Regions from separate parts of the Mus musculus genome. Here region 2 is linked to region 1. A link is a loop called in an ENCODE intact Hi-C map of the cell type or tissue named here. Cell type or tissue: heart. All regions are shown on one strand. Links, peaks and the distances in the headings refer to the core of each region. The heading gives the core; the rest is flanking DNA. Region 1 has its middle 2.1 kb from the start of Gm454. Region 2 overlaps Zfp157 (zinc finger protein 157).

Evidence for each region. Hi-C counts contacts between places; a loop is a spot of excess contacts. Peaks named below come from ENCODE experiments on the same cell type or tissue, not always from the same donor. Only the 100,000 strongest peaks of a DNase experiment are listed, where the experiment ranks them.
Region 2: a loop joins it to region 1, with 4 times the contacts of the local background. A loop is called at or near these places in 2 of 42 quality-filtered maps.

What each region holds. Positions count from the first base shown.
Region 1 is chr5:138,207,941-138,210,866 of GRCm38, forward strand. It overlaps a transcript of Nxpe5 not described here. Among named protein-coding and RNA genes, the nearest start is that of Gm454, 2.1 kb to the left of the region's middle. In heart, for the core only: no CTCF peak of the experiment used is centred there; a DNase peak (open chromatin) is centred at 1,767.
Region 2 is chr5:138,453,364-138,456,289 of GRCm38, forward strand. Zfp157 (zinc finger protein 157) reads left to right here. Exons shown (of 5, transcript NM_028130.3): 4 at 1,617-1,726; 5 at 2,512-2,926. Among named protein-coding and RNA genes, the nearest start is that of Zfp157, 13 kb to the left of the region's middle. In heart, for the core only: no CTCF peak of the experiment used is centred there; no DNase peak of the experiment used is centred there.

The sequences.
Region 1 (2,926 bases), core at 274-2,773:
TTAACTTTTATTTTAAATAAACTAAAAGAGCAATATGTCTACATAGCTCCAGATGTAATACAAAGCAATCCTACTACTCAATAATAAATCCCCCATCATCCTCTAAGCTCAACCTTTCCACACAGTGCACCCTCAATGACTTACAACAAGTTTACGGCCATGTCAGTAGGGCATGTCCTTATCTGCCTATATCTACTGAGGATTTGGCTCTACTCCTCAGTAGCATTCTGGAGACTCTCAGGTAAATTCTTAAGGCAAAATAACACCCGATGCAGAGCAGATGATTAGCTTACTAAACGATGCTCCTGCTAAAGTGGTAGCTCACAGAATCAATTACTTATTTCTTTATCAACTACTTGTCCTTCCTTCTGCTTCTTCACCTACTGGAATTACATAACAATAAGGTATAGAGATTTATACATATCATAATTCCCTGCAATGATTTATCACTTCTTATTTAAAAAAATTATACAGGCAATAATGATGAGAGGTACAGATGTTAAACAGCTTACTGGTAAAGAGCCTGTAGACATAATTGTGCATGTTGATTATTTGTTTCACTTGATAATAATTGACCATAATTGGCAGATTTATTAGCAAGTTTCTCAAGATCAATAGGTAATCAGTATCCTATTGATTCCCTTTTAAGATTTTTTTTTGACAATATCACATGGGTATTGCCTAAAATTACATCTAGATATCATATAGAGATTTTTTGTTTTTATGATTTTACAGATGGTTCTTCAAAAGGACAAAGAGCATATGTTTTATATACAAATCGCACATACTCTGTTGCTGATAGCCCTGGGCTCATTGTATTTGATGTTAATTCTGTACTCCTGTGAGGGGCTGTGAACAAGGAATGAGTCAGCACTCAGGTGATTTCCTGTAAACCTGCTTCCCACCTTAATTTATAAATAAAGGCTAGAGCAGGTGATTGGGCAAAGAAAGAGGGGAAGGTTTTGGGAGAGAAAAGGAGAGAGGATGACAAGGATGAAGGAGGACAGAGGAGGGGGTGGAAGAATAGTGGGGCAGAAAGAAGCATGTGGCCTGGAGAAACTGCAAGTTCTAAGGGGTCTCATAGATGGGGAAGATGGTAGTGTAGTGGTAGATCTGCCCAATATAGGCACACAGCTTGTATTCACATTAATTGACTTGTGTTTTCATTGCCTGGGGCGTGGGGCTGGGGGCGGCTCGAGGCTGGGAAGAAGGGAGGGGCGATTGCTGCCATAATAGGTTTCTGTCTCAGTAATAAGTATCTTTGCCAATGTAATAAACCAAATCAGATGAGATTTAAAAATTATAAAAGCAGGTTTATTGAGGGCAGTGCTTGGCCTGGTTTACCAGTCTGAGAGAACAAGGCCAGAAATGTTACCATGCAGACCATGGGGGTGTGGGGGGAAGAAGGGAGGGAGAAGGAGAGGGAGATGGAAAGAGGAAGAAAGGAAGAGAGAGGGAGAGAAGGAAAGAGGGAGGGTGAGGGGGGGAGGGAGACACAGAAAGAGAATGCTGAGAGAGCTCTGGGATGGTGGGATGGCTGGAGTCACTTTAATCCAGTACACATCTGGGGACCCTAGCCGCAGCAGGTGATGATGTAAGCAGCTGCTAGGTCCCTGAAAGCAGGCTATTGGGATTGCCTATACACTAACATTCCTCCCTTTTTTGTTTAATTAAAGAAATGAACTAGGAAGGGGTGATGTTGGGGCAGGAAGGAGGGAGTGTCTCGTGTTCTTTAGACTGCTTCCTGCCGTCTTGGGCAACACTATTTTTGGTGACCCTAAGCAAATTGGAATGCTGGTCAAGCCCTGGGACAACTGACTGCTTCACTTGCTGTCCAGGCTCTGTAGGACCATCTGGGGCTAAGAAAGTTTAGGCCTAGATGATGCAGTCTGTGAGGCTAGACAACCTAGGACTAGCTGGTTTGAAGCTGTCCTGGAGGCAGATGTTGAGGTAACACCTGGATCTGGCAGGATATGTATGTATGTATGTATATATATATATATATATATATATATATATATATATATATATATGTCCCAAGCTATTTTTCTCGCCAGCAAGAACACACTCGGACAACTGGATTCTTCTGCAGCAAAAGCTTTATTGCTTCTTCAGGAGGGAAGACCCAGAACCCGGAAAGTGGTGCTGCTTATATAGCCCTCAGCATGGCGTGTCAGCACCTGATTTGTTGCTCGCCCATCACCTCATTACTACACCCCGAGATGGGCAGTGACTTGGCGTGAATTCACTCTCGTACCTGCGCACAATGCTTGTTTACTAGTTAGGCACAGCGGGAGCCAGTGCCCTCTTGTAATGGCAACTACTTACCGCTCTCCACATCTCCCCCTTTAAATTTTATTAAAAATGAGGCTGGTCTAGGCCTCTTCAGTTATGTCCATTTGCTGTGGCTCCTGTTTTAGGTCGTTCCTCCAATGTCACAGCCTTACCTGTCATAGGGTAATCCTATCGCCACCCGGCCCCGTGTCTTAGGTTGGTCTGTGCATGAGGAAAGTTACCCGTCTCTGGATACCGCAGTACTGTGTGACAGTAACTGCTAAATGACCTAGGGTGAACTCTACAAAAGAGGCCAGCCAAAAAATGAATTAGTGGGGAAATCATGATCACCCTATTGCGTGCAAGAAGAAACCTCAGTGATGTGCAAGGGCTGATCAATGATCGTTGAGTCTCTCTCATCCCAGTGCAATGGATCCACAAATCCGTGGGATGCAATAGCAGAGAACTCAGATGTCGACTAATTCTTGAGCATAGATAGCCAAATTTCAGGGGAGGCCCCTTGCTCTATGGCAGCAAGTGCTTGAGCTATCACAACCTTGTCACGTTTTTGTTGGGCTCTGAGCTTGTAGACCAACCAGAGTATGAACACAAGCCCACAGCAGATGGCAGCACCAAATAAAACTACCCCCAC
Region 2 (2,926 bases), core at 162-2,661, 250 kb after region 1:
CTATCAACACCTTGAAAATAGATAACGTCAAAGCACTGAATATTTTGTTCAGTAATATATGGTATCTGGGGCATTTCATTTTTCCCTATCTAAGGTATCTCTATTCTATCTTTCTGTCTGTCTGTCTGTCTGTTTATCTGTCTATCTATTAATCAGTCATCTGTCTATTTATCTCATCCATCCATCCATCCATCCATCCATCCATCCATCCATCCATCCATCCATCCCACCTTTCTTTTAGAACCTTTCAAAGTGGTTTCCATGAGGCTGTTAAAGAAAGGTCTTTTAGTGTTAGTATCCCACCCTCTGCCTTGTCCTCTCACCCTCACCTCACTGAACCTTACCTTCACCATTATTCCCCTTTACTCATTTATAACATTTGTTTTATATCTCCCTTTTGGCCTCTTTTTGTTTTCCTGACTTCTATAGGTTTTCCTATTTAAGCACATACATCTAAAGATTCAGAGGTCGGATCCACATATGAGAGAGAACTTGGGTCATCTTTCAGGATCTGGGTTGTCTTTCAAAGAATCATCTATTTCCAGCTCCATTTATTTACCTGCAAAGGTCACAATCTAATTTTTATTTACAATATAATAATTTTTTATTTTATGTGTATATAAATATCATATTTTAATTATCTATTCATTAGATAATGGTCATCTCTGCTCTTACTTCAATTTCCAAGCTTTGAACAGTCATGCATGTGTGTATTAACCATTTCCACTGCAGCAAGAAGTTTTTCTGATGAAGTTTGAGAACAGTGTAAACTGGAGATAGAAACATACATGTTTAGAAGACAGTTCAATAATATGACCATTTGAAAGACAAAATAGTTTCTTACTTAAGGATTCAGACTTCTCAAGCTATGATTTTGAATAAATTATGTCTATAATTTTGTACAATTAATATATAGTAAAAGATACCTAAATGTGTATTGATATTCTCTACATATAGGCACATACCAGTCAGACTCGCAACCCAATCCTTTCTTAGCATTTATTTTTAATAAATTTTTTTTTTTTTTTGCAAAAATGTATTTTAGTCCAAGAGGCAAAGAGATTTGTAGAACAGAAGATGGATTCCTGGGAGCTTCTGCAGCAGCTGCCCTCCAGTGTGGGAGAAAGGCGATCGTAGGCAATGACCAATGGAAGACAGAGCCTGTGTGGCTTTTCAGGGCGAAGGAATCAAATTTATAAGAAATGTATAATAATCCTTTTATGAACCTACATTTTTTGCTCCTAAAACAGAATGTGAAGCCTATGTTTAGTGGGTAGCTAGTGAAAGAAAATCTTTGCACCTCACATAATGAGCTGTGGTATCAGATGGTGTGTATACAATTAAGGTTATAAAGGAATAGCAGCTCAGGTTAACAACACAGTTAAAAATTAATGCGCCAAACAATAGCGAAGAAGTAGGTGAATAACTTCTTTCCATGTATTTGTCAAAAGAAGAAGCAGTGGAGGAACATGGCTTAGGACTGCCTTACCTGTTTGTGTAAAATTTCCCTCATTAAGCTGAAGAATCATGAAGAAACCCCACAATTATATTTGAACTGAATAAATAATATATTTGATTTAAGGATAGTGATTTTTTTTTTTATTATATTGTTGTAGGTGTTCTTGAAGTTTATACTCCAAATGAGAGTTGCCTGGAAAATGCAGAGAGTCGTATGTGGCCAGTGGGAAGCATCAACAGAAATCTTTCAAATAAAGAGATGATTGAAGTAGGTAAAATGTGAAAGTGAATACATCCTTCACATTTTGATTGTGGACATAAGGAGGATTGCTCACAGCAAAGGAGCCTAACCTGTGGCAGAAAGTGTGTGTAGCGAGCCTAATGGGATGCTAGCTAGTGACAAACCTGATAATAACTGACAAGCCCCTCTGGCACCCTGAACATCTTACTCTGCCTAACAAGGTTGAAAGTTCACATGATGATATTTATAATGTTTGACTGGGGACATACATCTACACAGAGACAATGTTATTGATACCTAAAAAGTTTTCTATTTAAGAAACTGCTAGTTTCATGATTGGAAGTCTTTTTTTTTTTAAATTTTTTATTTTCATTGTTTAAAATTAACTCTGCAAAACATATCTCATATAAGGAAAATATTGCATATAACCAGACACAGAATAGAACACGGTAAAGGATGAGATAGCTGAGCAGTTAAGAGCCTGAGCTACTCTATCTCATAGCAGGAGCTAGGTTCCCAGCACACGTTTTGCGACTCTTAGCTAGCCTGTAATTCCAGCGCCCAAGTAATAAGACATCTCTGCCTCTGTGGGTGCCTGCTCCTGAACACACATACCTCTACATGTATGCATAACTTAAAATGGTAGAAAGAAATTAATCTTATTTTAAGTAACAAGATGCACAGCAGGGAAAATTGTGAGTGTACTTCCTGTAAAACTTTTAAGATGTTATTATCCTCACAGAACATTAGTAAGTACATGCTAGAAAAAAGCCCCATTTGTAGAAAACCTTGACAGATTCTTTTGTCTCAAGGCAGAAATGAAGGTTCAACTGGAACTTCCCCGAGGTACAAAACCCTATGAGTGTAAACCGTGTATGAAAATGGTCAGCCTGCCATCGCAGTGCAGCAAGCAGCATGCATACTATCCAAGTGTGAAACCATACGAATGGAAGGAATGTCAGAAAGCTTTCTGTTACAAGTCAGCGCTCACTCAACACCAGAGAGCTCGTACAAGATTGAAGATCTATCAGTGTACAGAATGCAAGAAAGCTTTCTCCTCCAAATCAGAACTCACTGTGCATCATAGAATTCATACTGGTGAGAAGCCCCATGCATGTGAAGAATGTGGGAAAGCTTTCTATCGTAAGTCAACCCTTACAGTACATCAGAAAACTCATAGAGGTGAGAAACCTTACGAATGTAAAGAATGTTGGAAAGCTTTCTATT